2 separate regions of the Homo sapiens genome follow, and region 2 is linked to region 1. Evidence: read pairs that join two places in POLR2A ChIA-PET (ENCODE). Cell type or tissue: IMR-90. All regions are shown on one strand. Each heading gives the region's core, and the rest is flanking DNA. Links, peaks and the distances in the headings are about the cores only. Region 1 overlaps GNAQ (G protein subunit alpha q). Region 2 overlaps GNAQ (G protein subunit alpha q).

Evidence for each region. ChIA-PET counts read pairs that join two places held together with the same protein. Peaks named below come from ENCODE experiments on the same cell type or tissue, not always from the same donor. Only the 100,000 strongest peaks of a DNase experiment are listed, where the experiment ranks them.
Region 2: POLR2A ChIA-PET joins it to region 1 with 5 read pairs; 4 of 35 experiments call an interaction of 5 or more read pairs at or near these places.

The regions. Positions count from the first base shown.
Region 1 is chr9:78,013,278-78,029,458 of GRCh38, forward strand. The region is part of intron 1 of GNAQ (G protein subunit alpha q); the gene reads right to left. Among named protein-coding and RNA genes, the nearest start is that of GNAQ, 10 kb to the right of the region's middle. In IMR-90, for the core only: no CTCF peak of the experiment used is centred there; a DNase peak (open chromatin) is centred at 13,844; H3K27ac peaks cover 628 bases.
Region 2 is chr9:77,768,063-77,784,243 of GRCh38, forward strand. All of the region lies in intron 5 of GNAQ (G protein subunit alpha q), which reads right to left. Among named protein-coding and RNA genes, the nearest start is that of GNA14, 130 kb to the left of the region's middle. In IMR-90, for the core only: no CTCF peak of the experiment used is centred there; no DNase peak of the experiment used is centred there.

The DNA of each region.
Region 1 (16,181 bases), core at 11,182-16,181:
TAGCCATTGACAATTTTATGTTTTTCTTACAAGACTTTTTTTTTTTTTATTATACTTTAAGTTTTAGGGTACATGTGCACAACATGCAGGTTAGTTCCATATGTATACATGTACCGTGTTGGTGTGCTGCACCCATTAACTCGTTATTTAACATTAGGTATATCTCCTAATGCTATCCCTCCCCGCTCCCCCCACCCCACAACAGGCCCCGGTTTGTGATGTTCCCCTTCCTGCGTCCATGTGTTCTCATTTCTAACAAGACTTTTATCATTTTATATATCCAATGTTGCCTCTGAGAAGACTATTAAGAAAATAAATATATAAAATAAAATGTGTTGATGTTATTACTAACCACGAAGACTTAGAGAACCATTCTAAGTCTGGTATTGCTAATTTGTCTATAACAGACAGGAACAAAAAAGTTAATACACGCAAATAAAATACCACAAAAAGCAGAAAATGGAGTAATCAGAGGTTGGCAAATACCTGCCAGAATGCCAAATCCTGCTTCTGTTTGTTTTTGTAAATAAAATTGTATTTGAACATAGCCATACTCATTTATTAACAAACTGTTTGTGGCAGAGTTGAGTAGTTCTAATAGAAGCCATATAGCCCAAAAGCCAAAAATGTTTACTATCTAACCCTTAAAGTTTGCTGATGATCCTTGGTATAGGTGAAAAAAATTTCCCTCCCATGCAGGGGAGGGACATATAATACCATTTGATCTCTGAAGATGATAAACTGAGAAACATAAATTGAATATGACTACTAAAAGTTATATAGGCTACCAACAGTAAAATTAAAAGCAGAGTACATACCTTTCAAATTATCAGTGTGGAAAGCACAACAAACCCAATACAAATTCCAAAGGAGTGAGAAAGAGAAAAGGAAATAATGGAGGAGGAATAGGGGTAGCTGCAAGAAATCAAGAAAGAATCAGAAAACAGAAATCAGACGCCAATACACCCTAACATTATTCATCATACATCAAGTGTAACAAGAACAAACTCAACTATTTTAAGAAAAGATTCACTCAGGCTGAGGTTTAAAAAAACAAAAACTTTAGGCCAGGCGTGGTGGCTCACTCCTGTAATCCCAACATTTTGGCAGGCCTAGACGGGCAGATCACGAGACCAGCCCGACCAACATGGTGAAACCCCCCTACTAAAAATACAAAAATTAGCTGGGTGTGGTGGTGCATGCCTATAATCCCAGCTACTTAGGAGGCTGAGGCAGGAGAATTGCTTGAACCCGGGAAGCAGAGGTTGCTGTGAGCCGAGATAGCGCCACTGCACTCCAGCCTGGGTGACAGAGCCAAACTCCGTCTCAAAACAAAACAAAACAAACTTGTGAGGGTAGCTAAAACAAAGAATAGTTGAAAATAAATGAGAGACATACATCAAGTAAATGTAAACAACAGAACAATATTAATAACGATGCTGAGTTCAAGATATAATAGCATTAACTTACATAAAAGGTAATGCGGTAATGACAAAATTTTAATTCTCATCGACGTTTTTTAGGTACCTCATAAAAGAGTACAGTCCTACACCACATTAACAATGTTTCAGTCAACAACAGACCACGTAAATAACTGTGGTCCCACAAGATTATAATGGAGCTGAAAAATTCCTATCGCCTACTGACATCGTAGTTATCATAATGCAACACATTAGTCACATGTTTGTGGTAATACTTGTGTAACAAACCTACCAAGCTGCCAGTTGTACAAAAGTGTACAGTCATGTCCTAGACCCTCACATTCACTCACCACTCACTGACACCCAGAGCAATTTCCAGCCTGCAAGCTCCATTTATGGTAAGTGCGCTCTATGTGTATCATATTTTATCTTTTATTACTGAACCTTTTCTATGTTAAGATATGTTTGGATACACAAATACTTACCACTGTGCTACAAAAGCCCGCAGCGTTCAGTACAATAACATGCTTTACAGGTTTGCAGCCTGGGAACAATAGGCTTTACCACATAGCCTATATGTGTGTTGTAGGCTATACAATCTAGATTTGTGTAAGTACACTCTACAAGGCTCACACAATAACAACATCATCTGGCCACAAATTTCTCAGAAGGTATCCCCATTGTTAAGCAACACATAACTGTACTTACATAGAGCAAAATTTCTGGAATAGGAGAAATTGCCACAAACACCAGAGTCATGGAAGACTTCTGCAAAATTCTCAGTACTTGGCAGATTCACACACAATATAAGGAAGCAGATTAGCAGCAAATATCAGTCATAAAATTAAATAATACACATATATTTATGGTTTTAAGACAAACACACATATGCATTTTATGTACCCATAAAACAAAAATTGACTATATATATTAGACTACAATAAATTCCAAAAAGTAGAAACAGTACAGACCACATTCTATCAAAATGACCTCAGAATAAATAACTAAGGTTGAAAAAAAACTACAACCACTTGAAAAATTTAAACTATATTAAACAATCTTGGTTCAAAAACAAAAATAAAAATTGTAATTTTAGAATATCTGTAAAAGGATAAGAATGCTACATAGGGACATGTAATAAAATGCAAAGCCTTAAACACTACTAATTCAAATTGAGAAAATATTTTTTAAAATAATCTAAGAATTCTGATTCAAGAAAAAGTAAAAAATAAACTTAGAAAAATTCCAAGAAAAAAGTAATAAAGATAAGAAAAATTAACAAGAATGTCAAGACAACTCAATGAGAAAAGAATACGTTTTTTTCAACAAATGGTGCTGGGACAACTGGATATTCACACGCAAAGGATTATGTTGAAACCCCACATCACACCACATACAAAAATCAACTCAAAGTGTAAGACCTAAAACTACAAAACTCTTAGTAGAAAAGAGACGTAAATTTTTGTGACCTTGGATTTTTCCAATGGTTTCTTCCATATGAGACCAAAAAGCAGAAGCAATTCTTATAGATAAACTGGACTTCATCACCATTTAAAACTGTTGCGCTTCAGAACAATTCTGCATATAGCCAAACCTATCATTTAATCTTATCAGTTCTGTTCTTTTCCCCCTTGGAGACATTTGTCCTAGGGCACTCCATCTTTCCATAAAGAAAACCATCAAAGTTTTAGAAATATATAAATTAGGCCAGGCACAGTGGCCCACACCTGTAATCCCAGCACTTTGGGAGGCCAAGGTGGGCGGATCACGAGGCCAGGAGATCGAGACCATCCTGGCTAACACAGTGAAGCCCTGTCTCTACTAAAAATACAAAAAATTAGCCAGGCGTCCCAGCTACTGTAGTCCCAGCTACTCGGGAGGGCTGAGGCAGGAGAACTGATTGAACCCGGGAGGCGGAGGTTGCAGTGAGCCAAGATCACGCCACTGCACTCCGGCCTGGGCGACAGAGCAAGACTCTGTCTCAAAAAAAAAAAAAGAAATACAGAAATAAAGTGAAAGCTAAAAGTGATAGAAAATCTAATTCAAATGATAAGTTCAGGCATCTGTTAATTATTTTTGTAGGCATGTTTTGTAATTTTGTTAGTATATTTTGTAAGCAGTTTAGAAAATAAAAACTGTAAAATGAATACTGATTCAATAAAATGCAAATAAACACAACAAAGACATGTCTTTTTTTTAACCCATTAAATAGACATAATCCAAGGACAGCTAAAACTGTTATGTGTTGTGTTACGTTACGTTATGTTATGTTATGTTATGTTATGGACCAAAACGGCTGATAATCAAACTCTAAAAAATGTGCATGAAAAGAATCATACAGCGTGCAAAAATACCCAACAATGTTCACTGTAGCACTGATTATAACATTTTCTTAATAGAATCAAAGTAAATATTCATTAAAAGGTATCAGGTATAAATGGTACTGTGCTGATATTTAACAATTAGTTCTTCCAGAGATGGGAGTAAGACCTAATCTGTATCTGCCAATTTCTGTGGTGTAAACCCTAGCAACATGTCTGATTTCAAGCTACCAAAGTTCGGTCACTAAATGTAAAGTTGAGACAAAAAAATGATCAAAACTGGCTTTCGTGAGCAGGTACAAACTAGCTGCATCACAGCACTGTATGATTCAAAATGCACGGAGGAAACACTAAACAGCCATAAATATGTTCCAAAAGATTTATATTAACATGGCAAGACATCCTACATATTACTGAATGAAAAAAATCCAATTACACATAGAACAGCTTATGCTGTGTCATCTGTGACACTGAAACTTGTATGTACATTTCACCTTCATTTTGAAAGAAAAAGAACCATACATCAGAGATGTATAACACACTACATTCAATCTAGTTTTGTCCATAACAATGGCAGTAAATCTAGCTTTCATGGAATATCTAAAGCAGATCATGATTTTTATTTTAAAACAGAATAGCAAAAGATCAACAGTTTTGGCTTGATAGTAATTAAAAACTTCTGTATCAAATAATACAAAACAAAAGGAAAACAACAGACTGGGGTTAAGTTTTTGGCAATAAAAATGACAAAAGGCTAATTTCATTTGTAGGTTTGGAGTTCAAAAATAGGCAAAGGAAATGAAGAAACAATTCACAAAAGAAGCAATTCAACTAGAAACAAACATGGGGAAATGATCATTCTCACTAATGATCAATGCAAAGTTTAGAATTATGTACCATTTTTGCCTCCTAACTTACTGATATTCTAATAATATTGTTCATGATGCTGGAAACTGTATACAATCGTTTCAGAATATGTTTTGGGTGTGTATAACCAAGGTTGTAAAATTTTTCATATCCTCAGACCTAGAAATAACATTTCCATGAATCTATTCTAACAAAATTATGTGTGTGCATGTTTTAAAAAGCTATCTCCACCAAGAACTTCATCACAGCATTATTTTTAAAATGAAATCATTGGGAGAAACCTAAATGTACAAAAAAAAAAGAGTAAACAAGTAAACAATATACATCCTCTCAAAAGAATCTTATACAGTCTTTTCAAATGTTAATATGAAGTCTACATAGCCACATAAAAAATGCTTACAACCTAATGTTAAGTTGTACAGTATGATCACATCTATGTAAAAAACATAAAAATAAAACAGACTATAAAGGAATGTGCAAAAAGAGCATGGTTCTTAGTTTAGACTGGTATATTTTTGATAAATTTATGAATATTTTAAAAAGTTTTATTAAATTTTGTGCAAAAAACTTGCATTATTTGTAAAATTTCAAAATCACTGAAAAACAGGCTATAAAAAATAATGTAATTAAATAACAGAATGTGGGTTGTCATTCTTTCAAAGACTAGCATGAAAACAACATAATGTATTTCTTAAGAATGTCAGAACATTAAGTGGAAGAAAATAAACATTTCTTCTCGACTCAAACTTGGACTGTCTATTAAGCACAATAGCTTTTCTCCTTACCAAACTTTTTTTTTTACTATTTTACAAACAACCAAACCACCAAATGACAGTATCTCAAGTGCTCTTATTTCATTCCAAAAAGAGAATAAAAGACAAGGTAAATTCAGGCCACAGCATACTGCTTAAGGATACATTATAGTATAAAACATAAAGAATATTTTTAATAGAAATCATTGTGTCAACCCACAAGTAAGGACTAGGCATGCACAACACATTAATTCTGAGATGGATACACTGTAATTTGAGTAGCAATTCATAGGTAGACTCCAGGGGTTTAGAAACATCCTCCCACCCGCTGCAGAAGAATCTGTTCTCATAACAAGCATGGCCTAGAGTAGAAAGCCCTACAAAAAATACGTTTCTCAAAGGACAGAGCTAGTGATTTTCATGAAAATATACTTTGAATCAGGATTTCCCTAAAGAAATATTGATGAAGTCCTGTAATTTCCTCCATTAAAATGCCACTCTTTACCAAGATGTATTGGATAAGGAAACACAAACTGTTTCTCTGAAAATGATAAAGCAATATACAGGTATTTTCTCCCATATAAGATGAGAAAATGCATGGGACTCATTACTACAAGAAGTGGTATGTGCCCAAAATTTGTAATCGTTTCTAACGTGATCTGGATAACATCTTAGATGGTAACCCATGGCAAAACAGGAGAAGGTAGAATGTTCAGAGGACACCCATTCGTTAGCTCTGAAAGACAGCAAGAACCTTCCACCTCCAGACTCCATGTCAGAGCCAAACTTGACTCCAATAGGAGATAGTGCTTGCCAATTCATTAATTCTTGGACCATTAGAATGTAATTGATAAATAAAAATATAAAGGTTCATTTCAAGTACCTTTTGTTTCTGCACTACTGAGTTTTTCTCTCAAATTATTAAAAATTATTCAAATTAACCAAAACATATGCAGCTTCATTTTGAATGTCGGTCATAATTAGAGACTTTAGGAACCTTTAGGCCAGGTGCGGTGGCTCAAGCCTATAATCCCAACACTTTGGGAGGCCAAGATGGGTGGATCACCTGAGGTCAGGAGTTTGAGAGGAGCCTGACCAACATGGTGAAACCCCGTCTCTACTGAAAACACAAAAAATTAGCCAGGCATGGTGGCAGGCGCCTGTAATCCCAGCTACTTGGGAGGCTGAGGAAGGAGAATCACTTGAACCTGGGAGGCAGAGGGTGCAGTGAGCTGAGATTGCGCCACTGCACTCCAGCCTGGGTGACAGAGTGAGACTCCATCTCAAAAAAAAAAAAAAAAAAAGAAAGAAAAGAGACTTTAGGAACCTTTAAAAATCCTAGGGAAAAAGTCTGCTCTTAGGCTTGGATGTAATGGCCCAGAACATGAAAAAGACACAAGAGAATACATCCAATTGATAGGTGCCTTTTCTCAGCTAAAAGGTGTTATTTCTACATTACATGCCTCCACTTTGCATGAATCTACCTGGCAAGAATATCTCATGCTATTGCTTATTTATTTATTGCCGTGGGAAACTGAGAGCCATTTTACTATAGGAGATGCAAGCCAAGCAAAAGCAGATTTCCTGAGCAAGGATGTCTCAAGAGACATCTCATAACACATCACAGGATTAGCAGAGTTCTCAAAACAGTAATAGATGCATTTCTATCACCTGAAACAGCTGACAGAAAAAAAAACATGGAGGAAACATGTTGCAAATTTTCTTTATACTCTGTCAAGGGTTTTTCTCGGGACACAGCTTCATGAGAGTTCTATGCTCACCTATTTAACCACCTCTGGGAACAAAAGGACAGGAATGAGTACATGCAACACAAACTACTCCCATTCCACCAAGGCGTCTACACTTACTTGCTCATCTCCCAACCCACCATCTGGGTGAGGAAGGGCACAGTGGATGTGACAATGAGGATGAAAACACGTGGTAGGATGGTGGAGGCGGCCAGAAGAGGCAGCATTGGTCTGGCTCTTCCTGATTGAGAACATCAATCCAAGGCATCAGGCACCTCTCCTTTGCTCTTCTCTCCTTCTCTCCAGAGCCCAGCAAAGACACAATGGCGCTACCCCTATTGGCAACAACACCCTCTGCCCTTCCAAGCCCCACGGGACTCCCTATTACTCTACTTTACCCTATGTCTGTTCTTTTCCCTGGCACTCATTCAACTGCAAATGTGAGGTCAAGGTAAGGAAGCCCAACGCTGATAAGTTGATGAGGAGAAGGCCCTGGGCCAGGAGTAAAGTGGGCCTAGGAATGCCAACTGCCTGCCTGGCACCTCCAGTGGAATTAAGCTTTTCTTACATTTCTCCAGAACTAGCATGAGAGTCCAGCTGCTCTTTCTTTGGCCACAGAGTCTTTGTCCAGAATGCAAACGAGGAACACAGGAAGCTGCTTTTTTTTTTTTTTTTTTTTTTGAGACAAGGTCTCACTCTGTTACCTAAGCTGGAGTGCAGTGGCACGATCACAACTCACTGCAGCCCTGACCACCCAGGCTCCTAAGTAACTGGGACCACAGGCATGGGCACCCACGCCCAGCTAATTTTTGTATTTTTGGTAGAGACCAGGTCTCACCATGTTGCCCAGGCTGGTCTCGAACTCTTGGGCTCAAGCAATCTGCCTGCCTTGGCTTCCCAAAGTGCTGGGATTACACGCGTGAACCACCACACCTGGCAAAGCTGATTTCTTAAGGTTTCTCTGATCATGGTCATACCAACTGAGAATGGCTCAGAGGCCACAGCATTAGATATATTTTAAGGCAAAAAATTATAAAAATCTTTTACTTCTTTGTATGCATGCTATAGATGTTTCTACCATTATCTGTTTTTCTGCTTTTAATGAAAGCCCCAAGAAAATAAAGGCACAGTGATGGAAAAAGAAATGAACACACAAAATCCATCCAATGTTTAATTCTAAATCTTTCCTGGAAAGCCCTAGAAAAGAGACCTGCTAGCTCCAAATATAAAGCAGCCCCCTAGATGTGCCCTGCTGGGCATTCCCAGTGCTCAGGCTCATTGGCCAGCCAGCTGTCACTGAAAATGGCAGAGATGGGCTTGGGCAACAAGATTATTTGCAGGCAAAGGGAAAGCAATGTTGTGTTTGGCTTCAGTCACACATACACTAAAGAGAAGCAACGCTTAAAGCCCAATGAAGAAAAAACAAACAAAAAGAAGTAGTAAGTCAAAGGAAGCTGCTTGAGGATACGGAAGAAAAGACCCAGTCCTGAGCCGAGCAGCGCTGGAACACTGCGTCTCTCGGGCTCCACCTCTGTGCCTCCCAGGATATCGCCCTTCCTGCAGGAAGCAAGAGACCCATGCTGATATGACAGGAGGTTTCTGATACCATTTCTTGTGAAGACATTGCAAACTATCAGCAGCATGCCAGGCGGCACCAGGGGAGCTCTGGACAGACTTGCTAAGGCTTCATTCACAGGCCCCCCTCAAAGTGCTCCCCACTGCAGGGCACTCAGAGTTATTACAGAGGTCAAAGAGAAGAGCCAGGCCAACCCGAAGGAGCCCACCAGACCTGGCAATGCCTCCTAGTAGAGCCCATCACTGCTGGAGACAGCAGCAAGCTTAGACCCTTCATCCAGGGGTGAGTTTGGGCAGAAAGTGGCCGAGACGCCAAAGCTGCAAAGGGGAAGGAGAAAAAAATTCAAAGTTCAAATGGTCCTTAGAGATCATCTGCTGCAATCTCCTCATTCTACAGGTTTTTATAGAAAAAGCAAATGATCAAAATACCCTGAGGTTAGTTATGTGGGAAAAAAAGATTCAGTAAGCAGGGCAGGAATACTTCACCCCACTTTCAGTCACAGATTTTAGAAAAGATATATGTAACGAATCCAAAATGCACAGCCATAAAAGGTGCTTATTTAGCCAAAAATAAAAAATAAAAAACTTTCACAAAATTAGTCTGCCATTGTTTTTAAATTATTACATGTCTTACCAATGCTCAAAAATATATCACAAGAGTTACAGAGACAAGAGAGTTAAACCTGGCAATCTTTTAAAGGCAAACTGAACAAAAATTAAAGTCATCTTGTATTATTAGAACAAGTCACAGGAAATGGGTCATCTCTCTAGGACAAGAGGAAAATTGCATTTGCCATCTGCAGAAAGAACGCATACTATAATGAAGGAGCTCTGCAAAGCGCAGGTCCTAAATATCAATTCACATGGCAAGAAAATACCAAAACAAACCCACCACAAAAATGTACTCAGGCTGATTGGGTATAACAAAAGTAAAGGCCACTGCTATTGCCATCACCCTTAACTATCTGTATGGAAATACAATCAGAAAAAGATGTTAAGGCTTGCAAGTCACTGAGAAGAGGGTTTTCAAATCATTAAGTGAGGAAGATGCCTACACATGCCTACAGCACCTTCTCCCCTTCCAGCATACGCACTGCATCCGATTCTGAAACCCACTGGTCCGTGATAGATTATCCAGCACTGGCTCACTAACTCTCTGCTGGTAATCATGAACCAATCTCAAGTCCCTGCCCTCTGGAAAAGGAAGGAGGATTTTACATTGTGTTCAGTAACAATTTATTTTTGCTTTACGGACCAGAGTAAGTATTGCAAAAGAAAGTTAATCATTGCCTAAACACACACTCACAAATTCCTTCCTTTGAATGTATTAAAGCACCCAACTTCCCCTCTCACCAGCTCACAGCCACATGATGTCTCACAGAAGCACCAACTTGGAAGTTCTCTAAATCGTATGCAAATGTGCAAGTCAGAGAATCTGAGGAACCTCTTTAGCATCTGTTTAAGAAAGATGTGATGAGGAATTAAATGGGTGGGTGGTATTCACATGAAAGGGATGGGTAGGGGGGCTACAGAAATCACTGGTAGACTGAAAAGGGACTGGGTAAATCACAGAAGCATTCCTCTTTAGAAGCAACTAGATGCCTGCAGTTACCAGTAAATACATGGTGGTAGAAGATCTCACCAATCACCCTGTTGCCCCTACAGTAAAAGAAAATGTAGGAAAGAAACAATAAAAATGAAAAAAATTTTTCAACATAAAAAAGAAACAAAAAAATTCTATTTCTATTTTTTAGCAAGTGATGCTGATTAAAAAAAAAATTCTTGGAAAGCACAATTAATTCATGATTTTAGTTTTCCAAAGGGAAAAAAAATGAGGCTATCTCCTAGAAATATATGTAACTATGTGTCTAAACATCACTGTTCGCTTCCGGTAACAGAGCCAAAAAGTCTGGCTAGATCTCTTTTTCTTTAATTTGTGGGTCAATTATGTGTGTATAAACACACACATATTGTATATGTGTGTATATACACACACACACACTATAATGGCATTAGTAACATTTTCGTTCCCAACTGCACCACAATCCATTACTTGAAAACAACTATTTTATTTCTAAAGCAGACATATTGTTCACAATCCATGATTAATCCTGTAATAAAGGTGCACAGATTGTCAGATTTCAAAGAACTTGTGTGTGTAACAGCTTTCCATTGGAACAGCTGGATCAATTGCTATTGGCTTTTAACTGGAAACAATATGAGAATGTTCAACCGAAACATTGTCCCAAGAGAACAAATGAGAGGAAGGCAAGAAGGCAAAAACTGTTCCATCTTTAAAACGGAATTCCTTTCACTGTGCGCCCGGTGGCCCACAAAACAGCAAAGAGGAGTGGAAAATGGAGGACATATGGATGATGCCTATTAGAAGAAAGCAGGGAATTTAAATTCACTTCTTCCGATTACCCTCCATTCTTTTTGGAATCCAGCTTTCCACACACATCCCTAGTTACTGATAATAGAATCATCAGGAATTGCGATAAAGATACAAGAGCAAGGATCTTTGCCTTCACGGAGCTTCCAATCCACTTAGAAACACAAGGTAAAATCATCCGCATTCCCCAGTCCTGTGATCCCCAGGAAGCTCCTACAATGGCCTTCAGATTATTTTGTCTCTTTCTGTGTATGAAAACCCAATAGAAAAGCCAAAGCCAGGAAGGATAAAGTCAGAAGGGCATGTCAGTACGAGGACATCAGCTACAATACAAGAACTATGCAAAGTGCTTAGTCTTTCCTGTCGGCAAATAAGACATAAGGAGCATCTCACACAGCACATTATTTGGCACATAGTAGGTGCTCATATTTGTTCATTTGACTAGCATTCTGCATGAAACTGTTCCTTCTTAAGTTATGCCTGGTTAAAAAAAAAAATTAGAGGAAATATTTTTTAATAACTGACAAGTATATGTTGAAAAAATGGATTTGAGATATCTTCATAATTTGATTTTTAAGTAATACTAATTTTGTTCTTTAAAATTAACCATAAAGGCTTTTAACAAAATATTCTGCACTGATTATGGCTATGTATAAAGGTTAACAACAGAGCTGTATAGTTAATCCAATTTGGGATTCTCGGCACTGCAACATGGACATTTATTTTTGTTTTTAAAGCCCAAATTCATGACCACCTAGGATGTGTTAACTCATTTCATCAGTATGCCTAGGTCCTTTTACTACATGTTAGATGAGAAATCAGACAGATTTTTACATATCGGTAATGTAACAAATCAAAGGTGATTGTTGAACAACTTCCTATAATTTTATTTTTTACATATCGGTAATGTAACAAATCAAAGGTGATTGTTGAACAACTTCCTATAATTTTATCAGTAACAGCTATTCACACAAAATAGTGTTTGGGTCTGAGAGCAGCTCTTTCTTTAATGTTACTCCATTCGGCAGAACAAGAGTAAACGTTCACGGTTTACTGTAGTCAGTTATTGCCACAGATTTAATTACCAACAATCGCACATTTTACCTTCTATTGCTATTTCACACTTCACTAGGATTAAGTCTGCAGAGATCTTAACATAACTTAAAAGGCATTACAAAAGTTTTCCTTTGAAAAATGTGACTGCCTCCCGTTCCAACCAGGAAATTTGACTTTAAAATTTGTTGCTTCACAAACTTGTATTTTCCTCAACCCAATACAGAGGAAACAGATTCCCTCCACCTTCTGAGGGAGAAAGCAATCCTAACCTCCTTATAAAATGGCTTCTGTCTCTTCCAAGATGTACCCTTTGAGCTCCCTATTTTCCCTCTACAACATCCAATCAACATTTCTACTAATATTAACAGAATATTAGTAGAATAACTCCCCTTAAAGAAAAATTAATATGAATGCTGGAATCAAAACCTTCCTTAGAGAATCTTGTTAATTTCTTTTCAAGTGTAAGTGTGCCTGGATCATAAAGAAAAATCTGTTCCTTTTTTCTGCTAAGTTTAGCATAGCACGCAGCCTCACAACTGCAAAGGCTGTTTCAGGTCCTAAAAAATTCATGGGTAATAAAAATCGTAACTGTTTTTAATAGGCACTTCTGAAAACTGAACATAAGCCATTTCTCCTAAAGTAGAGCTGAGATGGTTTTCTTTTTTAATGAAAAAGATTCTATCAAATTTATTTATATTAAAATGGCTACTAAATTAGTCTTCTGGTTCTCCTTTCTAAACTTACTTTAGAATATGTGAATAGATAAACCTGCAATATTTTCACTGTTCAGCAGGGTTTTAATTTGTGTCAGATTTGCCATATGAAGAAATAGCATATAGGGGTAAGGATGGGACATTATATGGAGATCCAGACGATGAATCTACGTAGTTCAATGCAAAAAACTTATTCCGAAGGCTTTGTTATACAGTCAGAGCCACAGTTTTGATTTTTATGAGGGATGTTCCCACTTTGTTCTTCTGATATAAACTATAAGTACTTTGTTTCAACAACAACAAAAAAGGGAACTGTATCCAAATAAATCCTGACATTCAGAAACATATTCAACACTTGGAAGCTAAAAGAGTAGCAAAAAATAAAACCTGTTGGTCCTTAAAGCAGTCTCATAAACACCATATTTTGCTATTTTTAGGGAGCTGCTGTTATTGAGGTTACTTAGACCAAGGCTTTCACTCAATGGTTCTGAGTCACCATCCTAGATGGCACTGACCTCTAGGTTAATTCAGGCAATCAACATACCCACTCCAGTGAACCCTACTGAGGAGCAGTGGGAAGCGTGCTCTTTTCCAGATGTGTAGAAATTAACTTCCCATACAGCTTAAATTGGCTACAGCACTTCCAGCCTTCCAAGCCCCTTCTTGGTCTAAAACTGTATAGCTTTCAGTACAAATGCATATCCTTCATATTAAAAATGTTCTAACTGCAATTCCTGAAATTCTGTATTTAATTATGGTGGTTTTCCTCACGTTATTGTATAAGTCAATCACAAACACCCATTTAGTCATCACCTGTGCTCTACAGAGTATTAAAAATTCACTGAGCCCTGTACCATGGAGAAAAATGTATGGTAAAAAGATGAGAGGGTTAAACTAGCCTCTACACAATAAAAAGTAATAAAAATATAGAATGGTTTTTCTTTTCTTTAAACTTTCATACTTTAAGCATGACTGTTACCATTCTCAAATACATCCAGTACAGAACTGTAATACACTGGTTCAATGTGTGATGCAACATCTTACATTAACACTTCCTATCCTGGAATGCATTTATAATCAGTTGGCTCAAAGAGTTACACACAATTTTTTTAAGATCCTGATTTTATCTGCCACAGATAAAAACATTATATATTCCTATGTTTCTATACATTTATTCATTATTGTCTGGTCTAATTTCCAGCAGGAGGGTAATAAATAAATTCATTTACTCAGCCAATATTTATTGAGAGCATTCTACGAGTTAGATACTGTGCTTGAAGCTGGGATTTAATAGTGAGCAAAACAGACACAACCTCTACTCTCATATGTTTGCAGTGTACAACAGGAAGAAAATCTGTGCTCATATATAAAATTCATTTCAGAAGACCAAGACCATTTAAGGTCTTCCATTTAAGACTGGCCTGTCGCGACCAGCCTGACTAACATGTTGAAACCCCAGCTCTACTAAATGCAAAAAAAATAGCCGGGCGTGGTGGTGCATGCCTGTAATCCAAGCTACCTGGGAGGCTGAGACAGGAGAATCGCTTGTACCTGGGAGGCGGAGGTTGCAGTGAAGTGAGGTCGCGCCATTGCACTCCAGCTTGGGCAACAAGAGCAAAACTCCATCTCAAAAAAAAAAAAAAAAAGACTGGCCTAAACTTTGCCTGTTTCAATAGCGATAATTCAATCAATTAAAGGGGTTTACTAAGTCTTCCTATTTGATAATTAAGATCTAAAGAGTAAAAGACTTCAAAAACGTGTAAAATAAGAACAGGTTAACAGGAAAAAAATGTTTCTTCTAGGAACTGAAAAAAATTTCAGGATAACTATATGTAACATGAAGCAGGCACTCAAGGCCACTTGTATTACACAGACTTACAAATTATATTAAATGAGGTTATCTATGTACCACCAACAGAAATATTTAGTGAATATTCATGAAAATTAATCAATTAAAGAAAATATGTGCTTTATACCTACAAAATATATAAAAACATTAACCAAGTTAAAATGAAGTATGCTCTTGTATATCTACATAGAATACAAAGAGTAAGTTTTGAGTGTCAAACACTAACATAAATGAATTCAAAGAATGAATAAGTTAAAAGACAACAAGAAAATAATTCAAAATTTAATGTAATATTCTTATAGTGGTAGATTTCAGGGTTCACGTTTCTAAAGTTAAAATAAAAATATATAATATATAAGCATACGGAATAAATTTGGAAGACTGGCATAGTTGCCGAATATAAATCAACATAGCCCAAATTTTACTGCCATACTTTCATCTAGTCAGGTACCCACTAATTGTCTTTTTAAATGTCTCCATATTATTAATACACAAAAGTAAATAATTACATGAGCAAATGCAAGGGTACCCACTTTTATCCCTGTCAAACAAATCCTCTTCCATTAAAATGGTATCAAGCCTTGAACTAAAATTTACTTTGAAAACAATTTTACATTGATTTTCATTTCAAAATACTTATTCCTCCATAAACTAGTTAAAAATATTAGTAGATCTTTAAACTGTGAATGGATACATCTTATAATCTCCTCTAGATAGGTTTGTTTAAATGATAGAAGGAACCAGAACATTCAGTGTACTCATCAAAGCAGCGAATCAGGAATTCCTCAAATGAAATCCCTCCCTAATATCTTCCTTGTTGAAATCAACCGTCCTGGATTCAAAAACTCCTGAAATCACACTCATACACATACACGCACGCACAAATCCACATTTAGCGTATATTACTACAGAAATAGTGTAAGTATTGTAGTATTCATGTTGCAAAAGCAATATACCAAGAACATGAAGCAGTAGCAATTCTTGCATGATGTTCCGCTAATAAGAGGAAAAAAAAGTTCTCCACACTACCACCACTTTAGCAGTAAAATTGGTTTACACTTTTTCTCAGAAAATTATCTCCAAGTTCATTTTTAAAAGCACAGTGTTATTTAAATACACAGTATGGAATTAAGCATCCATGTAAGTGTATTTCCCTTAGACATTCAAACCTAGGCCCACTGAGAAACTCCCTGGGCTTTAACTCTTAGCTGCTGGGAAACTCAGAGCTGTCACTTTTCAGGCAAATAGGGTTGGCTGGAGAGACCTCAACTGCCCAGTTCACAATTAAACAGAAACAAAGACTGTCAACAGGGCAATAAAATAAAAAAAAAACACAATTCTTAAAACAAGTCTCTCTAAAATACGTGCGTTTCCCCTTAATTATACACTTAAAACACTCTTATTTCTTTTGTTCTTTATTTTCTTCTCAACCTTGAGAACTCAGAAAACATTCAACTGCCTGTTTTCAGCCACTAGAAGTAGCTCAA
Region 2 (16,181 bases), core at 4,478-9,477, 250 kb before region 1:
TTGTTACTGAATCTTTACAATAACCCAAAGACAGGTGATAAAACTAAGGCGCTGAGAGCCTCAAGGTCAAACAGCTAGACAGTGGCAGGTCTGGGATTTGAATCCACGCAGTCTGGCTATAGAGTCTGAGCTCTTAACCACCACACAAAACTGCCTTTTAGAAGAATTCTATGCACTTTTTGCTAAAACTGCTAATGGGAAGTTAACTCTGAATAACCCCAAATACTCTAATCTCTTTGGGCCTCAATTCTCTCAACTGTAAAAGATGACTGAACTAGATGATTTATTAAGACCCTTTCTGTGCCTAGATCATGATAAATGCTCAATAAATATTTAGCCCTGGAATTTTCTGCCATGTGATATTCAACTCAGAGACAGGAATGTCTCCACCTAAGCTTGATGTTCAAGTGAAATACTGTGGAAGAAACACTGAGCTTGGGACTTGAAAGCATGGGTTCAAAGGCTTTCCCCTTCTTGCCACAAGATGCACTACCATCTTGAGTTTCACTCTAAGACAATGGACTGGTTAACTTTAACGGCAAGCAGAAAAGCAGTTGAAGCATCCCTTTATTTTGAGAGGTGTTTTCTGAAGAAATCTGTCTTGGGACTTTTGTTTAAGAACTAGTTCTTCTACAGGTTCTACTTCAACACTGCTAAACCACTCAGGAGTCCTAAAGCAACCTGGTGGATTTTGAAGCTTGGAGAGACCTCTCGGTTAGCAGTAGTCTTAGACTGGGCTACTGAAGATGTTCCAGGGCACTCTTGGTGTTGGCATCATAAAGATTTCTCCTGTAACATTATTTATGACTCCAAAATGTTCTGAGTGGAGTTTCTGACTGAGTAGTAAATTCTGAATAAACTCACTCTGATAACAAAGTAGAATGAGATGGCTAGCACTGAGAATTCCTTAATTCTGCCAGTGATATGCAGACACCAATAAAAAGGAGGAACTGTGTTGCCTGGGAAGACAGAGGGCAAGGTAAACCTTTGCTCCTTGAACCCCACTGAAGTAGCACCTCATGTTAGACAGCTAAACAACTGTTAGAAAAACAAATCGGCCTGGTGCGGTGACTGCTGCCTGTAATTCCAGCACTTTGGGAGGTTAAGATGGGTGGATTACTTGAGGTCAGGAGTTTGAGACAAGCCTGGCCAACATGGTGAATCCCCATCTCTACCAAAACATAAAAATATTAGCCAGGGGTGGTGGCATGCGCCTGTAATCCCAACTACTTGGGAGGCTGAGGTGGGAGGATCACTTGAACCTGGGAAATGGAGGTTGCAGTGAGCTGAGAGATTGCGCCACTGCACTCCAGCCTGGGTGACAGCACAAGACTACCTTAAAAAAAAAAAAAAGGAAGAAGAACTAATCTGCCAAACATTATTGAAAGGGTGGGCACAGCTGCTGGAGGAAGGAAATGGGAACTGCAAACTCCATTCAATATTCACATAATTCTGTAACACAGGCAGGAAGAAGGTGAGGTAAGAATGCACGTGTTTCTTATCTACTGAGACTATGCTACTCGGTTGAAAAGAAAACGAATGCAGACTGTAATAATTCCAACAAGAATGACCCTTTTCTTTAGTAGAAAAAGACAAGAACTCTTTTTTTTTTTTTTTTTTGGGATGGAGTCTCGCTCTGTCACCCAGGCTGGAGTGCAGTGGCGCGATCTCCGCTCACTGCAAGCTCTGCCTCCTGGGTTCATGCCATTCTCCTGCCTCAGCCTCCCAAGTAGCTGCGACTACACGCGCCCGCCACAATGTCTGGCTAATTCTTTTTGTATTTTTAGTAGAGACAGGGTTTCACTGTGTTAGCCAGGATGGTCTCGATCTCCTGACCTCGTGATCTGCCCGCCTCTGCCTCCCAAAGTGCTGGGATTACAGACGTGAGCCACCGCGCCTGGCCAAGACAAGAACTCTTAGTGGGGATTGTGTATTTGGGTAATGAAATAACAACAAGTAGCAGCTTTTCCTCATAATGATGCACACTAGTGAATGGTACTGAATAATTAGTGAAATGATTGGTATAACTTGAGAAATTTCAGGTTTGAGAATTTAGCATATGGTCTAGGATATTAAGAATTCTAAATGAATTTCAGGGTTTCGAGGGTTATATGTATGTGTATATAATTCAACAAAGTTAGGTTTACAATTATAGGGTTTTTTCTCTGTGGATAAGAGGAGAAAGAACACAACATGTAATGATGAACATTTATTCAGTCTGATAATCAACAGAAATTGTATCCAATTAGATGCTGGTTAGTTTATAATGTGCCCAGTGCTTGCAGGATTTGTGGAAAGACAGGTAAAGGCTTCACTTCCCATCCCAAGACCCCAAAAAACACAATCTTAGCTGAAACCAGAAAACTCGAGGCCAGTGCCTGCCAGAATAAAAAACAACAACAAAACACAGGGAGCTTATTATTAGTGTCAACAACAGGCCTTTGTCGGAAAAGATCCTCCCACTAGTGTTTTCTCGTTACTGTCTTTCCCTTCGGAAGCAGCTCTACTTCTATGTGAACTAGCATCTGAAATTCCAACCTGTGAATCATTTAGTCAGATGGCTCGGACTGCCCTAAATTACCTCAAACATTTTATAAGCTTTTCCTCTTGGCTTAACCAGTCCCAGAGCAAGAACTCGGGCAAGAACTTGCTATTCAGTGGGAGGAAAATTGAACATCATGGACCTCTGGTCACTTTAGTGAGTGCTGAATTAAAACAAAACAAAAAGATTGTATATGTTTTGTATCTGTGCCACAGGAATTCTTAATGAGCACCAGGCGATTTGGAAATTTAATCACAAAGCAAAGATAACACTGCTTAAGATTTTTATTTTTCAGATCATGAAAAATAAAACATTTTTCATTTTCTGAAAAAAATAAAACATTTTTCATTTTCTGAAAAATATTTTCAGATCATGAAAAATAAAACATTTCACCCAGTTCTTACATAGTTTTTAGTAAGTCGGTTTTTGGAGGTTAAGTGGGTCTATCCATTATCCCAGTTCAATGGGCAACCCTAAGATGAGAAGAGGAGGAATCACTGGTATCACTAACACCTACTTTAGAAACTCAGTTTAATGAACACATAACCTGAATGCAAGCTCTTTTAAATTCTATGCTATCTCTTTCCTTTTAGTAAGTTGACAGTCTATTTAAGGGATGTGGGGGCCATAAGGGGATGGGAGAAGTGGGGCATATATTAAACTATAAGTTTGGGCTGCCATGGATTCAATGATTAGTTCTGAATGCCCTCATTGGGCACATCAGCCTGGTACCACTGGGGAAGTGAGGCAGGAAATCAGCTGCTAATTAGAGTATATATTAACATGCTGCAAATTAATCAGGAAGAGCACGTTTAGTGTCATTTTCTAAAAGAGAATTAAAATTAAGAGGCATCAGGTGAAACTAAATTTAACAGAAAATGAGAGATATATTCCTCCTGTTAAGTATCACGTGCTCTGTGAGCACAGGCGAAGACAAGGATGTCTGCAGCTCTCTGGGTATGGGAAAAAAATGATTCTGGACTACCAATCTCTCATTTTAGTGTTTAGTGGACAGGACTGGCTACAGAATCTGCAGGTCCCAGTGCAAAATAAAAATGTGGGGTCCTTGTTTAAGATGGCCACAGACAGAAGAGTATTAAACCAAGTGCAGGGCCCTGTGGAACTGCATGAGGTTGCATGTCTGTGAAGCTGGCCCTGTTAGTGGAAGAAATGTTGCATACTGAAACATACAAATTGAGCTGAATTTATGGCTATGGTTGTTTCTGAAAATTACTTTACCTTAAATTGTGTCACAGAAAGGGGGAAAAACAGCAACCACCCACCTGGACTCTCCAATCAAAAACAACAAAAAAAAACCCACCCTGGAAGGCTGAGGAGCCAGCTAATTCCCATCTGCTGCTGTGTGCCACTCTGCATTCACCCTTCCGCCCAATGCCTGGACTGGAGTGAAGAATAAGATCCTAGTAGCAAGCAGATTACCTTCCCATTGACAACAGTAGTTTACAATTGAAGAGCACTGTACGGTGTAGACCTGTAAACTTTAAAAATTATGACCCATATTAACAACTATGTTTTATATTGTACCTAGTCCCCCAACCCACACACATGTAAATATAATGGAAACGAAAGTTTCATGAAACAATAATTCACCTGACTGTGATATCCTTTAACATTTTCTATTCAATTTCATTTAAATGTATTTATTTCACTTTTTTAAAGATGCTGCTCATGACCCCATCATATGGAATTCACTGCCCAATAATGGTCCCAATTCACTGCTGTGCGGAAACTCCCAGGTTGGAAAAGATTGGTACCTGGCCATTGTTTTTCTCCACCAAGTGTGCTCTGCTCCCTGCCCCCAATCTTCCTGGAATACATTCTGCCTCTGACCACTGGGGTCAATATTAATTTACACTGAGACAAACCTAGTACTACATCCCCTTTCGGTGGGATTTTCCATTTTGGAGTGGAATAGAAACTCCCTTTTCTCTTGGGTTGCAAGGCTGAGCAGGTACAATTCAGGACTGTTTGAGGAGAAACAAAACAAAAATCAGAAGAGAGAAAGAGATTCCCAACCAAACTCCTGGTTCAAGGTACTAATAAAGCATCTTCACCCTGGTTCTTCCTGGTTACGTCAGCTAGTCTGTGAGAATTTTTGTCTTTTTTCAACAACAAAGCCATGACTAATACAAACACTGTAATAGAACATGTAAACAGATAACAAATATATGTTATAGATCAAGGGTGTCCAATCTCTTGACTTCCCTGGGCCACAATGGAAGAGAAGGAACTGTCTTGGGCCACATGTAAAATACGCTAATGCTAAAGATAGCTGATGAGCTAAACAAAAACAAAAAAACCACAGAAACACGCCAAAAAAAATCTCATGTTTTAAGAAAGTTTACAAATTTGTGTTGGGCTGCATTCAAAGCCGTCCTGGGCCACGTGAGGCCCACAGGCTATGGGTTGGACAAGCTTGTTATAAATATTAGTAGCTGTATCTTAAAAATATTGTTTTCAGTCCCTTTTTTTGGGCATGTTAAACCTTTTCATTCTCTTATTGTAAAAGAAATTTTCTTAAACCAAAGCTTCTTTATTTTTCAGCACTTACACAAATAATACTTTTCCCCATATTTTAATCTTATTTAACAAATAATGATTAAGCTTATGACTCTGGCTGTGAGGCATAAATGTCAAATCAAAGAGTTCTCTTAAGACAGAATTAGCCATAGATGATAATGTTTCCAAATGAAAGTTATAACACTAACTTAGCACCAACAGTAATAACAGTACCTTAAAATTGATAGTATGAACTATAATTTACTGAACATCTGTGTGTTCCAGGAAGTTTGTATGTTATCTATTTTAATAATCCTCACAGCGCTTTAAGAGTAATGATATCCTCATTCTTCACATTATGAGGGAGGCACAGTGATATTAACTTGTGCAAGATTAACCAGCCTGAAATGAGTGAAGCTGTGATTTAATCCAAGATAGTCTGATTCTATTTCCCTGTTGTCTCTTCAGGGACTGCCTTGGATTTGTACCTCACAGTTGACTAATGTTCCACAAAAGACACTACACTTTTTTCTTGTTCCCATTTTAAAGTGACGATTCACATTATATTCATTGGCAATTCAAAAATATGCTGCTTTTCTTCATAGGTTCCCGTGTGAAAACATGTTAGAGATGTTACTGTAGGAGATTTAACTGAGGCAGAATAAGACCTGAAGAATGGCACATATATTATACTGCCCCTGGATCTTAATCTAGGCTCTCTGAAGAACATTTCACGAAATCCAGACCCTTTATTAATTATTGAGCTTGGTGTCCCAACCAAAGTGATATTATAGAATAACAAAGCCACAGCAAATGATTTAAAGTTTTATAAAATGTAGGTTCCCTGCTAAAAGACAAATTCTTCTTCTTCTTTTTTTTTTTTAAAAAGGAAGACTCAGATGGTACTCAAGAAAGACCTCAGCTGGTTAAATTTGGCCACCAAAGTGGTCCACATTCCTCTGGCTTTGAGACCACAGCATTTTCATTTGATTATCTACATTGTAGAGCATATAGTTATTTTAAGCTTTACACTCTCTGCATTTGTTCCATCTAAGATGAAGGAACAAGTGTGGAGATAAATCTTGGTGTCATAAAACTATCTCCTTTATTTCAATGAACTCTTTAATTTGTATTACTTCTAAAAGATGTATCAGTTTTGAAGATATTTTCAATAAATTGACAGAAAATGGATGTTAGAACTAATACTGCTACGTTTGCTAAGCTTCTCGGACCAGACATTTGTACTTAATTTCTCCATTTGCTTGTAACTGCATCTTATCTTTCTGAAACCAATCAGAAAAAGAGAAAGCTGCCTAAAATGCCTTTTAAAAAAATAAAAGAAAAGAAAAAATAGAGAGACAGGTTCTTGCTCTGTCACCCAGGCTGGAGTGTAGTGGCACAATCATAGCTCACTGCAGCCTCAAACTCCTGGGCTCAAGTGACCCTCTGGCTTTGGCCTCCCTAGTAGCTAAGACTACAGGTGTGTACCACATGCCCAGCAAATTTCTTTATATTTTTTGTAGAGACAGGGTCTCACTCTGTTGTCCAGGTTGGACTCCAACTCCTAGCCTGAAGTCATCTTTCTGCCTTGGCCTCCAAAAGTGCTGGCATTACAGGTTTGAGCCACCATGCCCAGCTCAGCTTACTTTTATTTTATTAGATTTTAATCTTTAAGATTTCTTATCTTTTAAGATAATCATTATTTCTTTAATCCATGTAAAATGGATTGTTCATGTAAAAATTTAAAAATGCAGGTAAGTAAAATAAATAAAACATAAAAACAAAATGACCTTTACCCCAACTATTCAGAAATAATCCCTGCTAACAGTCTGAATTAATCTTCCAGGCATATATGTATGCACCTATAATAAATATCTGTATTATATGTCTTTAAAAATCAGATGCATGCTGTACGTGCTGTTTTGAAATTATTTACATCAATATATCATGAGCGACTTTCTGTCCAATATTAATTATACATCTATATTACCATTTTTAGCATCTGCATAGTATTTTATTTTTTAGGTGTACTCTGAATTTGTTAATCGATTTCCTACAATTGGATAATTTAATTATTTTCATTGTTAACAACTTTGAGCAATGTTGTCTTTGGGACATGTAACCTACTAACTACAATTAGCAATAACATTTCTACCAGTGGCATTACTGGATCAAAGGGTATAAACACCTCAAAAGATTTTATATATTGTCATACTACTGGCAGATTGTACCAATTTATCCTCCTATTAACAGTATCTAAGAATGTTCACTTCTCCTCATCTCTCTTTTTTTTTTTTTTTTTTGAGACAGAGTCTCGCTCTATCACCCAGGCTGGAGTACAGTGGCGTGATATCAGCTCACTGCAAGCTCTGCCTCCCGGGTTCACGCCATTCTCCTGCCTCAGCCTCCCGAGTAGCTGGGACTATAGGCGCCCGCCACCACGCCCAGCTAAATTTTTTTTTGTATTTTTAGTAGAGACGGGGTTTCACCATGGTCTCGATCTCTTGACGTGATCAGCCTGCCTCGGCCTCCCAAAGTGCTGGGATTACAGGCATGAGCCACCACGCCCAGCCTCCTCATCTCTCTTTTTATCTTTGCCATTCTAGCAAGTAAAAAGGCACTTTCACTCATCAATTGTGTTTCCGTAATTATGGCATGCTGAGATTTACTTTTAAAATTCAGTTTAGATACTTGGGGCGCTGAGGCACAAGAATCACTTGAACCCAGCAGATGGAACCTGCAGTGAGCCGAGAATGTGCCACTGCACTCCAACCTGGGTGACAGAGCACGACTCTGTATCAAACAAATAAAAAATAAAAGAAAAGAAAAAGAAAAAAATTCAATTTAGAGACAAACTTATGGAATGGTGGAATAAGGACCTCTAAAAATCTATCTTTCCACAAAAGTGGCAAAAATTGTCAATATCAACTTTTTCAGATATCTGGAAATTAACCACAGGCTTGCAACAACATAACATTTATTCAAGAAAAACAGCTGAATCTAGGTGACAATAGCTTGTTTTGTGCAACTTGTGTTCCTCCCATCTCCCTTTTCCAGCTCTGCAATAGCCTAGAAAACCAACAGCTTCTCAGCCACAGTAGCTGTGAAAACCAAAAGTAACATATTAAATGTAAATGAACTAAATACGTTAGTCAATAGACAGAGATAGGCAAAATGAATTAGAAAATGACCAAACTACATGCTGGCTACAAGAGACACAATTTAGATTAAAAGACACATTGAAAGAAAAAGGACAGAAGATGACGTACCATGCAAACAGTAACCAAAAGAGAGCTAGACTAATATCAGACAAAACAGACTTCAGGGTAAAAATTATTACTAGAGACAAATAAGTACATATAATAAAGGTTAAGTCAATCAAGTAGGCATAACAATTGTATGCTTATGTGCAATAATAGTGCAATAACAATTTGTGCACTGAACAATAGAGCCCCAAAACACATGAAGCAAAAATTGACAAAACTGAAAGAAGAAACAGACAATTCAACAACAGTTTGAGACTTCAAGATTCACTTTCAATAATGTATAGAACAAAAAGGCAGAATATCCACAAACAAAAACACAATGAAAAATACTGTAATCCAACTACAGCTAACATATATCAATAGAACATGCTACTGAACAACAGCAGAATATACATCTTCTCGCATGTTCAGGTGGCAGTATTCCCCAAACTGATCTACATAGTCAACATCATCCCTATCAAATCCCAGGTGCCTTTTTTTTTTTTTTTGGCAGAAACTCACAAGCTGATCTTAAAATTTATGTGGAAATGTAAAGGACTCAAATAGTCAAAACAATCTTAAAGAAGAATATAGGTGAAGGACCCATACTTTCTAATTTCAAAGCTTACTACAAAAGACAGTGTGGTATTGACTTAAAAAAAGACATGTGCATCAGTGTAATAGAACTGAGAATTCAGAAATAAAACTTTATGTTCACGATCACCTGGTTTTCAACATGGGGGCCAAGACAATCCAATGTGGAAAGAACAGTCTTATAGTAAATGGTTCTGGGACAACTGGAAAACCACATGCAAAAGAATAAAGTTGGGCCTTTTCTTATACCATATAAAGATGGTCCTAACTTACAATGGTTCAATTTAAGATTTTTCAACATTATGATAGTGCAAATGCAATATATATTCATTAGAAACTGTAATACCATTGTAAATCAAGAGCATCTGTATAAAAACCAACTCAAAATGAACAATATACTAAAATGTAAGAGCTGAAACTACCAAAACTATTGGGAGAAAACATAGGTGTAAATCTTTGTCACCCTGGATTAGGCAAGTTTCTTAGATATAACACCTAAAGCACAAGAACCAAATAAAAAATAGACAACCTGAACTTCACCAAAATTAAAAGCCTTTGTGCTTCAAAGGACACTATAAAGAAAGTGAAATCCCTACAGAATATAATGTATTTGCAAATCATATTTCTGATAAAAGTCTAGTCTCCTTTATATAAAGGACTCTGACAACTCAACAATAAAAACACAAGTCTATTAAAAATAGGCAGAGGATCTAAATAGACATTTCTCCAAAGAAGAGATACAAATGCCTAATAAACACCTGAAAACCCCATTAGCCTTTAGGGAAATAAAAATCACAATGAGATACCATCTTATAACCACTAGGATGGCTAAAATAAAAAAGAAAAACAATAACAAGTGTTGGCTAGCATAAGGAGAAACTGGAACGCTAACACATTGCTGGTAGGACTGTAAAATGGTATAGCCACATTAAGAACAGTTTGGTATGTCCTGAAAATGTTAATCATAGAACTACCAAATGATCCAGGAATTCTACTCCCAGGAATACACCCAAGAGAAGAGAAAACCATTTGAATAATTTGAATTGTATGTTCACAGAAAAAATTGTACATGAATGTTCACAGCAACATTATTTGTAATAGCCAAAAAGTATAATCAACTCAAGTATCCATCAATAAGTGAAGGTAAATAAAAACTTTTATTTTTCTTACTTATTTGATCTAACAGATAACAGCTCTAATAGCAAGTGTTCAATTATGTATGTTTTTATATATACATAGTTTTACACGTTTACACACACACACACACACACACACACACGTATTCCTCTATATAAGGGAAATGAATGACAGTAATACAAGGGATGGAAAGAAGGAATTAAAAGTATTTTGTTATTACAAGGTACTTGTGCTACCCATGAAGCAGTATAGTATTCTTTGAGTGTGGACCTGGGTTAGTTGTAAATGTACATTGCAAACTCAAGGGCAACGACTAAAATAAAAGAAGTATAACGAATATGCTAAGACAGCAGAGAAAATGAAATATAAAATGGTCAGTTAAAACCATAAGAGGCAGAAAGAGAGTGGAAGACAAAAATAGGAATAAAGAACAAGGGCAAACTAGAAAACAATAATGATCATGGTAGATATTATTGCAATATATCACTAAACACTTTAAATGTGAACGGTCTACATACACCAATTAAAAGACAGAGATGGCCAGAATGGATAAAAAAAACCACAACCACATACATTGTCTATAATAAACCCACTTTAACATAAAGATATAAATAGAATAAAAAACAAATGAATGAATATATATGATGCTAACACTAATGAAAAGACAAGTAGCTATACCCAAGTAGCTGTATTAATTTCAGACAAAGCAGGCTTCAAAGTAAGGAAAGTTATTAGGCCTTACATAATGATAACGGGGTCAATTCTCCAAAAAACTCTAACAATCCTTAATGTGTATATCCCTAACAAAAGAGCATCACAAAACATGAGGCAAAAACTGATAGAAGGAAAACAGATAAACCCGCTATTACAGTTAGAAACTTCAACATCCATCTATCAGAAATGAACAGATCCAGCATGCAGAAAATCAAGAACATAGCTGTATTCAACAATGCCATCAATCAATTAGATATAATGGCCAGCTGTTGATTACTTTATCCAGCAACAGCAGAATGCACATTCTTCTCAAGCTCACACATAACAGTCACCAAGACAGACCACATTATGGGCCATAAAAGACACCTTAACAAATTTAAAAGAATGAAAATCATACAACGTCTGTTTTCATACCACAATGAAATGAAACTAGAAACAAATAACCAAAAGATAACTGGGAAATCCCCAAATACATGGAAATTAAACAATACAGTTCTACATAACACATGGGTAGTCAAAGAAGTTAAGAAGTGTTTTGAACTAAACGAAAAATTAAAATACAACTTATCAAAATTTGTGGAATACAACAAAATCCATGCTTAGAGACAAATTTATAGTATTAAATGCAAATATTAGAAAAGAAGAAAGATCTAAAATCGATATCTAAATTTCCACCTCAGGAAACTAGAAATAGAAGAGCAAAGTAAATCCGAAGTATGCAGAAGAAAATAAGTAATAAAATTTAGAGCAGAAATCTATGAAATTGAAAACAGGAAATCAACAGAAGAAAATGAAACCAAAGCTGATTCTTCGAAAAGATCAATAAAACAAATACGCCTTTAGCCAGGTTAACTAAAAAACAAAACAAAAAAAAAAAAAAAAAAAAAGAGAAGGCACAAATTACTAGTATCAGAAATCAAAGAGTGATCACTATAGATCACACGGACGTTAAAAGGACAATCAAGGAACACTAGAAAAACTCTATGCCCAAAATTTGACAACCTAGATAAAACAGACCAATTCTTTGAAACACAATTTGCCAAAACTCCTATAAAATAAAACAGACAATCTGAATAGGCCTATATTCAGTAACCGAAATGGAACAACAATTAACCTTCCCGAACAGTAAACAGGCCCAGATGGAATCACTGGTGATCTCTTTTTTTCTATAAAACAATGTTTTAAAATTGGCACATAATAATCATACATATTTATGGGTACATAGTAATATAGCAATATGTATAATGCATAGTGATCAGATGAGAGTAATCAGCATATCCATCATCTCAAATGTATATCATTTCTTTGTGTTGGGAACATGCAATATCCTCCTTCTAGGTATTTCAAAATATATAACATTTTATTGTGAACTACATTAAAATAGTGCTACAGGACATTAGAACTTATTCCACCTATTTACCTGTAATTTTGTATCATTTAACAAATCTCTCCCTCCCCATACCCTTCTCAGCCTTTAGTACCCTCTGTTCCACTTTTTACTTCTATGAGATCTACAGTTTTTTTTCACATATAAGCATATGCAGTGTTTAACTTTCTGTTTCTGGCTTATTCCACTTAATGTAATATCCTCCAATTCTATCCATGTTGCTGCAAATGATAGGATTTCATTTTTTTTTTTTTTATGGCTGGACGGTACTCCACTGTGTACATACATACTACATTTTCTTTATCTATTCATCTGTTGATAGGCACCTAGACTGATACATTGGCTACTGTGAACAGTGCTGCAGTCAACATGGGGGTGCAGATCTCTCTGATATAATAACTTCTCTTTGCTTTGGATAAAGGCCCTATAGTGAGACTACTGGACTATATTGTGGTTCTATTTGTAGTTTTTTGAGGAACCTTTGTACTGTTCTCCACAGCAGCTATATTAGTTTACGTTCTCACCAATAGTGTACAAAAGTTCCTTTTTTTCCACATCCTCACCAGCATTTGCTATTTTTTGTCTTTTTGATAATGGCCTTCCTAAGTGGGGTGAGATGATACTTTATTGTGGTTTTAATTTGCATTTGCCTGATGATTAGTAATGTTGAGTACCTTTTCATGTATTTGTTGACTGTGTGTCTTCCTTTGAGAAATGTCTCTTCAGATCATTTGCTCATGTATTAATTGGATTTTTTTTTTTTTTTTTGCTGTTGAGATGTTTGAATTCCTTGTATATTCTAGATATATATTAACCCCCTGTTGGATGAATACGGATATTTTCTCCTATCCAGTAGGTTCTTTCTACTCTGTTGTTTCCATTGCTGCACAGAAACTCTTCAGTTTGATATAATCTCATTTATTTTTGCTTTTGTTGCCTGTGGTTTTGAAATCTTATTCAAAAAATCTTTTCCCAGACCTATGTCCTGATGTTTCCCCTATGTTTTCCTCTAGCAGTTTTGTGTCTTATATTTAGGTCTTTGATCCACTTTGCGTTGATTTTCGTAAAGGGTGGGACGTGGGGGTCTAGTTTCATTCTTTTGCATGTGGATATCTAGCTTTTCACAACACCATTTATTGAAAAGACTGTCCTTTCCCCAATGTATGTTCTTGGAACTTTGTCAAAAATCAGTTGGCTATAGATATAGGGGTTACTGTCACTTCTGTCAAAGATTTAAGAAAGAAATCTTAGCAATTATCTACAATTCCTTTAAGAAGATAGAAGCAGAAGGAGGGAATACCTCCTAACTCATTATGAGGCCAGCATTAACTTAATACCAAAACCAGACAAAGTCATTCCGAGAAAGCTACAGACCAGTATCTCTGATAAACACAGATATAAAATTCCCAACAAAATATTAGCAAATCACATCTAACAATGTATAAAAATAATTATACACCACAGCCAAGTGGGATTTATCCTAGGTATGCAATGGGATACCTAGGTACAACATTTGGAAATCAATTAATGAAATCCACAGGTCAATAGGCTAAGAAAAAAATCATAGGGTCATATCAACAGATGCAGAAGAAATGTTTGACAAAATCCAACACCCATTCATGATAAAAACTTGCATGAAATTAGGAATAGAAGAGAACTTCCTCAACTTCATAAAGAACATCTATTAAAAAATCTACAGCTAATATCATATTTAATGGTGAGAAACTAGAAGCTTTCTCTCTAAGATCAGGAACAAGGTGAGGATGTCTCCTCTCAACACTCCTTTTCAGCACTGAACTGGAAGTCCTAGCAAATGTAATAAAATAAGAAAAGGAAATAAAAGGTACACAGATTGAGAAGGAAGAAAACTGTCTCTGTTCTCATCTGAAAAAAACTAACTTAAAATCTCCTGGCACATGTATACATATGTAACTAACCTGCACAATGTGCACATGTACCCTAAAACTTAAAGTATAATAATAAAAGAAAAGCTTAAAAAAAAAATCTCCTGGAAATATTAAGTGATTATAGCCAGATTATTATTCAAAACATACAAAGAACTTTTAAAATGTAACAATTAAAAAATGAACAACTCAATTAAAAATGCTCCAAAATTTTCTAATGTGCCAAAGACTTGTACATCTGTTCACTTCACTAAAGTAGATACATAGAAGGCAAATAAATATAAAAAGATGTTCTGTATCATAAGTCATTAGGGAAATGCAAATAAAAACCACAATGAAGTACTACTACACACCTATTAGAATGGCCAAAATCCCAAACACTGACCACATCAGATGCTGGTGGCCATGTAGAGCAGTAGAACTCTCATTCATCACTGGTGGGAATGAAAACTGGTACAGCCATTTTGGAAGACAGTTTGGCAGTTTCCCTTAAAAAAACTAAACATACTCTTACCATATAATCCAGCAATCATGCTCCTTGGTATTTAACCAAAGGAGCTGAAAACATGCCCACATAAAAACATGCACATAAATGTTTATAGCTTCATTCATAAAACTGCCAAAACTTGGAAGCAACCAAGATGTCCTTCAGCAAGTGAATGGATAAATTGTATTACATCTAGACAATGAACTATTTCAGTACCAAAAAGTAATGATGAGGCCATGAAAAGACATGGAGGAACTTCAAATACTTATCAGGAGAAGCTAGATGGAAGAAGCCAATCTGAAAAGGCTACAAACTGTATGATTCTAACTACTGGCATTCTAGAAAAGGGAAAACTATGAAGACAGCAGAAAGATTAGTGGTTGCCAAATGGCAGGGGGAAGGGAGAAATAAATAGGCAGAGTACAGAGCATTTTTAGGGCAGTGAAACCATTTTGTACAACACTATAATGGTGAATATATAACATTTTACATTTGTCAAAACCCATCAATCATACAACCTAAAGGGTAAATCCAAATGTAAACTGGGTGATAATGATGTATATATGTAGTTTCATGAATTGTAACAAATTTGTCACTCTGGTTCCAGATGCTGATAGTGGGGAAGGCTATTCCTGCATGTGGGGTAGAAGATACAGGGGAAAATCTCTGTACTTTCTGTTCAATCTTGCTGTGAACCTAAAATTCCTCTACAACACAAAGTATGTGTGTGTATAAAAAATTAAATAGTGGTAATGACTGTACATTTCTGTGAACACAGTAAAGTCACTGAATTGTTCATTTTAAAATGGTACTTTTTGGGTATATGAATATATCTCAATAAGCCGTTATTTTTTAAAACTCAATTTAATATTTTCTACTTCCTTTATAGCTGGCTCTTCTGTCTCTACAGACTCTGCTTCTTTCATATCATCTTTCCTTCTCACGTTGGTCCCAACCTCTTCAAGTCACTGCCTGCCTGTGCGGGCTCCCACTGCTGCTCTGACCTTGCTGCTGCCACCACCTACCTTCCCACTGCTCAGTTATTACTACTTAGGAAAACATGGATCTTGTTCTGTCTTCTAACCTAGGGCTGAGAGGCAGGATACTAGCACTTCTAGTTTGCTTCCTGTATAACCGCATTATTTTGGCACAGAGCACTTCTGACTTTAAAAAAGAATTATTTTTGAGCCAGATATGGTGGCTCATGGCTGTAGTCCCAGCTCCCAGCTACTTGGAGGCTGAAGAGAGAGGATCACTGGAGCCTAGGAGTTTAAGGACAATGTGGGCAACATAGCAAGACCCTGTCTCTTAAAAAAAATTCTTGATGACAAAAGGAATAAATTATCAGAAATATAAAAAATTTCACACTAATAACACACATAATAATGAAGCCTCAAAAATAGAGAAGTATGGAATTAAAAGAAGAAATACGTAAGTTTACAATCACAGTGGGAGATATAAAAATAAGTCATTGAGGGGAAAACAAATGCACATTTTGTTTTTCCTCTGAAATTTTTGTTTTTTTTTCCTACAAAAAAGTGAGTGGATGGTTCTTCCTTTTTTCCCCTGCCAGAGATCCATTTTGGTATATTTTTATGAGCCAACCAAGCTATACAAAATACTTTTATGACACTAGATTGGTAAGGTAATT